Linked DNA regions of Homo sapiens: region 2 is linked to region 1. Evidence: chromatin loops called from intact Hi-C (ENCODE). Cell type or tissue: endothelial cell of umbilical vein. All regions are shown on one strand. Each heading gives the region's core, and the rest is flanking DNA. Links, peaks and the distances in the headings are about the cores only. Region 1 has its middle 14 kb from the start of EPCIP. Region 2 overlaps SYNJ1 (synaptojanin 1).

Evidence for each region. Hi-C counts contacts between places; a loop is a spot of excess contacts. Peaks named below come from ENCODE experiments on the same cell type or tissue, not always from the same donor. Only the 100,000 strongest peaks of a DNase experiment are listed, where the experiment ranks them.
Region 2: it touches region 1 in a loop (14-fold over the local background); 9 of 110 quality-filtered maps call a loop at or near these places.

Annotation. Positions count from the first base shown.
Region 1 is chr21:32,824,641-32,830,031 of GRCh38, forward strand. No RefSeq gene overlaps it. Among named protein-coding and RNA genes, the nearest start is that of EPCIP, 14 kb to the left of the region's middle. In endothelial cell of umbilical vein, for the core only: a CTCF peak has its summit at 2,141 (motif pointing left); a DNase peak (open chromatin) is centred at 2,141; H3K27me3 peaks cover 290 bases.
Region 2 is chr21:32,685,541-32,690,931 of GRCh38, forward strand. SYNJ1 (synaptojanin 1) reads right to left here. Exons shown (of 33, transcript NM_203446.3): 7 at 2,766-2,827; 8 at 1,438-1,534; 9 at 208-377. Among named protein-coding and RNA genes, the nearest start is that of SYNJ1, 40 kb to the right of the region's middle. In endothelial cell of umbilical vein, for the core only: no CTCF peak of the experiment used is centred there; a DNase peak (open chromatin) is centred at 2,591.

The DNA of each region.
Region 1 (5,391 bases), core at 220-5,219:
GATTTATTGTTCTGTTATGAATGCGTGGTGCTCTAGTCCTTCAATGAGCCCATCACACGTTTTCATTATGTCGTCTAGAGGCAATTTTTCTGCAGTGTTAACTATGTTATCTTCAGCATTGTGCACCTGCATTTTGACTGCGACCCATCACACGAGGTCAGGTGAGAAATCTTCCACTTGTGGCATCATGTTGGTGCTTAAAATTTTCAGATTTTGGAGTATTTTGGATGTGAAATTTTAAGATTAGGGATGCTCAGCCTGTCATAGATGGTGCAGCCACCTCGGAAAACAGTCTGACAGTTCCTTGAAAGGTTAAAGATAGAGTTACCATATGACCAGGCAATTCCACTGGGAGGTATGTACCCAAGAGAAGTGAAATACATGTTCACACAAAAACTTGTACATGAATGTTCATAGCAACATTATTCATCATACCCCAAAGTGGTGACAACCCATGTCCATCAACTGATGAATAGATAAATAAAATGTGGTATATCCACACAATGGAATATTATTCAGCACCGAAAAAGAATGATGTACTGATACATACTGCCACATGGATAAACCTTGAAACATTATCTAAGTGCAAAATGCCAGTGTGAAAGCACCACATATGGTATGATTTCATTTATATGAAATGTCCAGAATAGGAAAATCCATAGAGACAGAAAATAGATTGGTGATTTCCTAGGGCTGGAGGTGAGATGAAATGGGGAATGACTGCTAATGGGCATGGGTTTATTTTTGGGGTGATGAAAAGCTTCTAAAATTGATTGTGGTGATGGTTACACAATTCTGTGAATACACTAAAACCAACGAAGTTTGCACTTTACATGGGTGAATTGTGTAGTATTTGAATTATGTCTCATTAAAGCTGTAAAGAAGAAGTAATTGAAGAAATCAGAAAGGAAATGTATTAGATAAACAGAACTGATAGGCTATATATAGATGTAAAGAAAGGGATTTATTATGAGGGATTAGCTCACATAATTGTGGAGGCTGAGAAGTCCCTCCATCTGCCATTTGGAAGTTGAAGGTCCAGGAAAGCCAGTGGTATAGTTTCAGTCCCAGCCCAAAAGCCTGAGACCCAGAGGAACCAATGATGTGAGTCTAAGTCTGAGCCCAAAGACCCGAGAAGCTGGAGAGCTGATGTCCAAGGGCAGAAGAAGACGGATGTCCCAGCTGAAGCAGAGAGAGCCAATTCACCCTTCCTCCATCAGCTATTTGCTTGTTAATCCTGATTGTGCAAATAGCTCAGTGTGCAAAATATATGTCTAAGAGGGAGAGGAGGCTGGGCGCGGTGGCTCACGCCTGTAATCCCAACACTTTGGGAGGCCGAGGCGGGCGGATCACGAGGTCAGGAGATCGAGACCATCCTGACTAACACGGTGAAACCCTGTCTCTAATAAAAATACAAAAAATTAGCTGGGCATGGTGGTGGGCGCCTATAGTCCCAGCTACTCGGGAGGCTGAGGCAGGAGAATGGCGTGAACCCGGGAGGCGGAGCTTGCAGTGAGCCGAGATCGTGCCACTGCACTCCAGTCTGGGCAACAGAGCGAGACTCCGTCTCAAAAAAAAAAAAAAAAAAAAAAAAAGACGGAGAGGACACACAGGAGATCTGGGCGACGAACTAGCTCTGTTATTTAAACAACCATTGTAAAAGTTGTTTATGTATCCAGGTGGAGAGCCACTGATGAGGGAACTTGCTGGGCTTAGTTTCTGAGTCTCCACCAAACCTGTGCCTTCTGCTAAGCTGGGGATCTGCTAGCTGCCTACTAAAGGACGGGTGCCTGGAATCCACTGACAGTTTCACATACGGTGTGTTCTGGGGCATCAGCCACCTAGCTGGGGAGAGGGCCCTGGCTCAGAAGACTATGAGGGTGCACAGGAATAACTGGGGCTCCGTCACCCAAGGGAGGGTGCCTGTAGGACTCAGTTTAAGGGACAGTTTCAACCTCCTGGTGCCATCTTTCACTTATGTCCCACACTTCCAGTTAGTCTTGTGCCTCATCTAAATAACCACACCCTGATATTTGCCAAACTGGACCATGAGCATCCCCTCAGATTCTGCTTCAAACCATAGCTGAGCAGGCAACTCCGTATAGGCCCCAAGGCATGTGTATTTCTGATCAAGTCCTCCACCTACTGGTGACACTTGATTCTCACGTCCCTAGGGTTTACCAACAACACTTGTCTTTCCAGACTGTTCTATTAGAGTGTATGCTGACACTCCTCCATAACGACAACAACAAAAAATTAATGCCTGTTAGAGGCGCTATCCATGAAGCAGCAACAGGAGACTGACTGCTTTTGCTATGAGCCAGAGTCTGATGTGATAAAACCAGAAACAAAAACCAGCCTCTTGTCTTGGTGAAAAAGGGGGCCACTAGGCAAAAGGATGGCGAGAAAGGCCACCTGCATTCCTCATTCAAATTCTTCCTCATTCCTTGATTTCTCTCAACAGGTAGCCATCAAATCTGAGATTCGGTGTTGTTATAAATCTCTTCAAGAATATTGGGGAAGAGGCTGGGCATGGTGGCTCACGCCTGCACTTTGCGCCTCCCAGCACTTTGGGAGGCTGAGGAGGGCAGATCATGAGGTCAGGAGTTCAAGACCAGCCTGGTCAACATGGTGAAAACCCGTCTTCTACTAAAAATACATAAATTAGCTGCGTGTGGTGGCAGGAGCCTGTAATCCCAGCTACTTGGGAGGCTGAGGCAGGAGAATAGCTTGAACCCGGGAGGCGAAGTTTGCAGTGAGCTGAGATCATGCCACTGCACTTCAGCCTGGGAAACAGAGTGAGACTCCATCTTAGAAAAAAAAAAAAGGACTATTGGGGAAAAAATAGCAAACCCTGGACATTTCAGATCACTAAACTACCCCTTGTGTGACTTGCTCAAAATAATGTTATTACAAACTCATGGAATATTACTGGCTTTAGGCGATGACACAGTTGCAGTAATGTTCTGATTTGATTATTCAGAAATGAAATTTATGGTTTAAATTTCATCCAGGATTTATAGAATTTAAAAAAGTTATTCTTCAGTATTTGAAATACCACTTTGCCAAAGCAGAAAAGCCATAAATGTGTTAAACTGGCTAAGAAAATTAAGATGGCAGTAATACATTTTCTAATAAAAATCATAGCATAATAGCAAAATTACTGCGGAAAACCACAGTTATTGTGGCAAAGACATAAAATGTTACAGCTGCAATAATATGCTATTTGTTTTGGCAGGAGAATAAGAATACTGTACATTGCAGTTTTTCAATATTGGAAAAACATAAGAAAATACTATAAACTTAAAAGACTATTTTTTAAAAATGAAGAAGTGCATGAATGATTTTAAATTTTGAGCATATAAAAGAGTCTTGCTGCAAAGTCTATTGAACTCCTGAGAAGACTCTGTTTTGCTGTTTCTGATTTGCCAGTATCCTACCAGAAAACTATGCCTCCCAATAGAAAAAGAACACATAATCCTGTCTGTATTTGAGGGTTCAAGCCTGGAGATTCCGCCCCCTTGGTCGGTTGATTTTTATTGGAAACCCAAGATGCACCTGCCTGTGGAATGCATTTCAGAATGTGGAAGTACAGCAGGAAGAAAGCAGACAAGAACACAATCCCATGGTATTCTTGGTTAGGGACAGCTTGGGGGTCAGTGGGGGAGACATACACAGATTAAATGATTAATAGAGTAATTCAGCTTATTTACATTAGTCTGGTTTTTTACATGAGGGGCTCACAAATTCTTAATTTGTCCTTTCTTTATTATATTTTTCTTTTTTGCTATCTTTCAATATTGATTATCCATTTCTTCCCTTAATTACTAGACTTTCTGAACTTTTAAAAACATATATCTTCCAACTGGAAAGTATCTGTCCCTTATAACAACTACCAGTACTACTCATAAAACAACAAAAACCCATATAGCACTTAATAAGTGTCAGTCAGTATTTTAAACAGTTTATGCATATTATTCATTTAATCCTCTCAATGACCCTGTGAGAAGGTGCCATTATTCTCCTTATTTTTCATACGTGGAAAGTAAAGAGTAGGGAGAAACTGTCCAAGCTCACACAGCTAGTAAGTCATAGAGCTGAGACTGGAACCCAGATAGCCTGGCCCCAGAGTCCTTCACTATTCTGAATTTATAAAGATATTTTTGATATTTTCTTCCCAAAGTTTTAAAGCTTTCCTTTTCACATTGGAGTTTTAAATCTATCTATAATTAATTTTGAGTATGGCATGATTTAGGTATAACTTTTTATATGAAAAACTAATTTTCCCAGTTCTATTTATTGATATGCAAATATAAAATGTCTCTCTTTCTCTCTCTATATATATATCTGAGGTTGTTTTTGAGTGCTTTATATTCTTGCTTTGGTCTGAAAATTCACAGGTTGAAATTCTAACTCTTGAGACGATGGTATTAGAAAGCAGGGCCTTTGGAAGGCGATTACGTCATAAGGGTAGAGCCTTCAGGAATGGGACTTAGTGCCCTTAGAAGAAGCTGAGAGACCAGCGTTTTCTCTCTTCCATCATGTGAGGACACAGCAAGAAGGCACCATCTATGAACCAGAAAGTGCCCCTCACCAGACATCAAATCTGCTGGCACCTTGATCTTGAACTTCCAGCCTTTAGAACCATGAGGAATAAATGTCTGTTTTTATAAGTCATCCAATAGGTGATGTTTTGTTATAGGGCCTGAGTAGTCTTAGACAGTTACAGATGATTCGCTCTCACTGACTGTTGAATATTATTCTAAGTGTGGATATTACACAATTTATTTACCCATTCTACTATTTTAATTTTATTTTTTTTAATGTTTGAGACAGGATCTTGGTCTGTCACCCAGGCTAGAGTGCAGTGGCACAATCATGGTTCACTGTATCCTCCAACTTCTGGGCTTAAGGGTTCCTACCACCTCAACCTCCTGAGTAGCTGGGACTACAAGAATATGCCAACATGCCCAGCTAATTTTTCATCTTTAAAAAAAAATTATTTTGTAGAGTGGGATCTCACTATGTTGCCCAGGCTAATCTTGAACTCCTGGGCTCAAGCGATCCTTCTGCCTTGGCCTCCTAAAGTGCTGGGATTATAGGCGTGAGCCACTGTACCTAGTCCCATTCTACTATAGATGGGCATGTGGGTTGTATCCAGTTCTTTTACTATTATAAATAGTGAAGCCATGAACATTCTCCTAAATGTGTTTTGGTGAACATGTATATACATTTCTGTTGAGTATACATCCAAGATTGAAATTGCTGGGTCACAGACTACACATATGTTTCTGCTTTAGTAGATGTCGCCTGACAGTTTTCTAAGGTGGGTGGGCCATTTTACACCCCGACCAGTAGTATATGAGGGTCCCCGTTGTTCCTCACTCTTGC
Region 2 (5,391 bases), core at 171-5,170, 140 kb before region 1:
GGGAGCTGAGACTGCACCACTGCACACCAGCCTGGGCAACAAAGTGAGGCCCTATTTCAAAATAATAAAAATAAAAATAAAATGAAATATTTAAAAGATATTTAATTATAAACTTTAATTTTAAAAAGAAAATTTAAGAGTTCAACGTTAAGAATAATTTTTAATTAATGTTCCAATTCAAAGAACAGAGAAACAGAACAGTCAAACCTTTGAACTTCACTTCCATTGAAATAAAAAAATCCATAATCTAGAAACTTCTGGACTTGAGGTTTAAGAACACTATGTAATTTTTCTGCCTTTCCTCCCTTAACCATTTGATGATAGTCAAAATTCACCATCTGGATATCAGCAGCATGTTCAGAAGCTTTCAAATGACTCTGAAAGTAAAAAGGCAAATATTCATCTAAATGAAAGTAAAAAGGCAAATATCCATCTAAATATTCATCACATTTCATTGACACTGGCAATAAATCTTTTCCCTAAAGCCTCAAAAACTATCCCTGAGAGATACGGTGACACAATTAACATCAGTGTACTTAAATAATATTCTCATCTGGCTTAGGAAATAAAAAATTATTTCCAATTGCCAGCATTTTATTTTTACAACACAAACTTACTATTTAGACCTATTATAGAATCTCAAAGTCATCTAAGACAAAGCCTATCAAAGACTGAAAGATTCATATTTTATAACTTCATTCAATACATACAAATATTCTTAAATTTTACCATAAAGTCACTCTGTAAAGTATAATCTGTTTATTAACAATATTTATTTCACCAGATTAAAAAAATAGCTATAAAATCAGGATGCTTTTGGACTTAGGAGATTGAACTTTAGAAAATGTTTTCTAACAATCTTGTTTAAGTTTATAATCTTATGTAACAACATAATTTATATTAATTCATTATTAATTCAATAAGTGTTCATTAAAATATTTTTTCTTTAGAAGTCAGGCAATTTTGGGGTTCTTTTTGACATGAAATTCTCAAGTTTTCTCTCATCAGTACAAGAAGGTATAGCGTTGCATGTATATAAATGCATCATTCACAATTCCATAGGTGAAAAACAATGACTATGGTTCTAGGAAGCAGGCAAAGCAATCAACAGATGAAGAAGGAAACTGCTATTTCTCTACTAGTGACAGATAAACATTTTTGGCAAGGAGGGTATTTTTCTGTTTCTCTACAAAATAAAAAAGCAGATTAGAAAACAGTGTCATTTGCATTGAAAGCTTTTTAGAATCCCAATTTCAGCAACATTAGCCTAAATTGTTTCTTAATAGACCCAAAGAGTTCAAGTTTCCAACAAGTACCCAACCTTTTTCTTGGAAGTAATTTACTTCCTGGAAGAATCTGATTACTGTATTATTTTATTTTTTAATACCATTCTAGGTGTCCATGGGCCAGAATGAAATAAGAAATGACCATACTTACCTGGAAAGCTTTACTTAGCATATGTTCACCTTCCTTAGATCCAAGCAAATTTACTATTATTTGTTTACCATATAAGTTCTTAAGTGTTCTAAAATGCCTATTTAAGAAAGAAAGGAAATAAATACATGTCAAATAAGAAGCCCAATTTTTTCAATAAACAATAATCCATTATTAAATATAACTTACATGGCAGTATTTTAAACACAGAATTGGAAAACTGGGTGCGAATTCATTGTACATGGTCTCAAAGCCGAATTTACGAAAACTCATGAATGCAACTTCCTCTCTGACTTATGGGTACTGAGACTTCCACCCCTGTTGGAGCTGTGGAGGCATCCAGCTTCTGCCCACTCTGTGAGGCTGGCACCAGACAAGACAGACACCAGCCATAAGCTTGACTGGAAAGGCAGTAAGGGCAGATGGCAAAGGGCTGCTGCTCACATGTGAGGACATCACCTACTCCGTTGAGTATTCAGAGGGACCTCCTTACTAGCTCCAGTCTTCAGAAAAATGGGCCCCAAATACGAGTCTTTTCTCTTTCCAGCTTCTAACCATTCCAGAAACTATGTAGAGCAATGCCACACAAAGAAATGTAACATAAACCACACCTATAATGTTAAATTTTCAAGAAGGTGCATTTATAAACATGAAATTAATTATACTTTCTTTAACTCAACATGTCTAAAATATCATTTCAACATGTAATCAATATAAAACAACTACAGTTAACCTTTCAACAACACAGGTTTGAACTGTGCAAGTCCACTTATATATGGATTTTTTTCAACCAAAGAAGAATCAAAACTACAGTATTCCTGGCATGCAAAACCCATGAATATGAATGATGACTTTTCATAAGCATGGGTTCCACATGGCCGACTGTGGGACTTGAGTATGCACAGATTTTGGTATGTGAGGGTAGAACCAATACTCTGAGTATACCGAACATGATTTTACTAATGAGATACCTTACATTCTTTTTTATTTTTTAAGGCAGTCTTTGAAATCTAGTGTGCATTTTATACTTGCAGCACATCTCAACTGAGACTAGTCACATTTCAAGTGCCCAGTAGCTACATGTGGCTAGTGGCTGCTATACTGGACAATGCGCCCACAGAGGAAGTTTTAAGGTCAAGAGATCAAGACCCACACTTCCAGCACTACCACCCCCAGAAGTCGTAACACTAGGTGTCACTGTCTTTCAATTAAATTAGGAGTCAGAGGAATTTTATTTAAAGCCAAAAAAGTTTGAAGTGAATCAGTAAATACAAGCAGTCCCACTGCTTAGCAATATCAAAACTTAAAGCACTATGTAAAAATTGTCTTACCTGTCAAAAGCAGGTGCATTGGCTTCAAATCCCCTTGACATACGGACACGATGAGATCCCACCTTAGACAAGAAAAATATATTTAATCAAACCAAAAACCAACATATAGACGAAAGAAATATCACTGCTTACAATATCTAACAATTTCTTTGCTGAACACACAGTCGTTAATCAAATAACTGATTTCCATTCATGATATGCTTTTAAAAAAACAAGTTCCAGGGAATTTCCACCCTCCACCTTTATTTTTAAAAAACCAACCTCATCAAAAAAAGAAGTTACATCATTATGAAATACTCGTAAACTAGTAGGAATTTTTATTGATGAAAACTATTTTTAAAGGTGTTTTCATATATGGTACTTTGTTTTAAGTTCAAACTACATGCCCTGTGTAACAGATACTATTACCATTTGGGTAATTAAAAAAACCAAAATACCAACAGGTAAAATAACTTGCTATCTGAGATCAACATAACCAATTCCAAAAGAGATTCAGATGAGACTTTATGTCTCTGACCTAAATTCCTACTCCTCCAAGCTGCCTACCAATACAAATGTCTATGTGTTTTCTTCTCTACTATGTTGAATATTCTATTCACACCAAAGTTCCACCAAATTGAGAATATCATTCCTTCCTGGAAAAGCAGACTTTCCAAGTCAACCTTGCCATCACCCAATTATAGTATTTGCACATTTTGCAGAATCAGGAATTTTGGGTTAAGCAAATTAAACAAGATGGAAAATATCTACCTATTGTATATTGTTATAATTTTTCTTTTCTTACACAGGAGAATAGCAGAGAGATGAGGCATAATTGAGAAAGATATAACATGCCAAGAAGAAATATATAGGTGAGACCAGATTATTTCCCTGAACTTCAATTTAAACATTTCTCTCTGAGACGTTGGAATGAAGGTTGCCCAATCACAACAAGGATCACTGAGGGGGGGCAAAAAAGTTGCCCAAAATTCATTCTTGCTAACCTGTGAACAAAGTGCTTTTTTTTGTGGGGGACGGAGTCTCACTCTGTTGCCAGGCTGGAGTGCATTGGCGTGATCTCGGCTCACTGCAACCTCTGCCTCCCGGGTTCAGGCGATTCTCCTGCCTCAGCCTCCCGAGTGGCTGGGACTACAGGCGCCCGCCACCACGCCCAGCTAATTTTTGTATTTTTAGTAGAGACAGGGTTTCGCCATGTTGGCCAGGATGGTCTCAATCTCTTGACCTTGTGATCTGCCCGCCTCAGCCTCCCAAAGTGCTGGGATTACAGGCATGAGCCACCGCGCCCCGCGCAAAGTGCTTTTAAAGAGGGTGTAAAAGGGGGGTTGTCAAATCAGTCATGTAATTGGACAAGTAAAACCAGAAAATAAACTCTAATATGCTCATCCAATTCCAAAACTGAATTAACAGTACAGTATTATCATTCATTAAGCATTATCCCTCACTGCACTAAGTCAGATAATCTAATGAGTATTCTGATAACCAGGGGATTCTCTCTTTAATTTTTAAATAAGAAATCAATTAGCCTAATGTCACATCTGTGTTCAATTTCATTTTATGGTACTTAATAATATTCATAAAAGTTTAAAATTTGAAAGACGTATGTCCCAGGACATTAAGCATTTTAGACTGCAGAAAACTCACAAGTTGATACTTTTTCTTTGGAGTAATCCCAGATTAATTGCCTATCACTCCATACAAGTTCAAAACTTAGCATTTTTGTTTACTGATTAACATTTATTTTGCATAGTACTGCAACGGTGCATAAGGTGAAAAAAATCCAGTTTTCATGTCTTCCAGGTAATGCCTATGGTTGTTTTCCACCACTCTGTTCCCCAACACATATATACATTCAGCTATGTATCACAGCTCTCATAGCAATATACTGGCTAGACTAGATTAGATTTCTGTTTTTGTGTTATTAGAGACAGGGTCTCACTCTGTAACCATGCTGGAATGCAGTGGTGCAACCATAGCTCACTGCAGCCTCGACCTCCTGGGCTCAAGGGATCCTCCCACCTCAGCCTGCTGAGTAGCTGAGACTACAGGCACACGTCACCATGCCCGAATGATTTTTATTTTTTTATTTTTTTGTAGAAATATGGGTCTATGTTGCCCAGGATGGTCTTGAACTCCTGGTCTCAAGTAATCCTCCCATCATGGCCTCCTAGACTAGGTTTTATTACTCAATGTTGAAAGAAAAGTTTTACAATAACAGAGCTATTGCCAATCGTGATAAAAGTAGCACTCCAGAAAGTGTTAAGGCTTTAAATAACCATAACTTTACCCAATTAAAAAAAAGTTGCGGCCAGGTGTGGTGGCTCATGCCTGTAATCCCAGTACTTGGGGAGGCCGAGGCAGCTGGATCACCTGAGGTCAGGAGTTCGAGACCAGCGGATCACCTGAGGTCAGGAGTTTGAGACCGGCCTGACCAACATGGTGAAACCTTGTCTCTACTAAAATACAAAAATTAGCTGGGCATGGTGGCACATGCCTGTAATCCCAGCTACTCGGGATGCTGAGGTAGGAGAATCACTTGAAGCCGGGAGGCGGAGGTTGCGGTGAGCCAAGACTGTGCCATTGCACTCCAATGGGCAACAAGAGCTAAATTCCAACTTGGGGGAAAAAA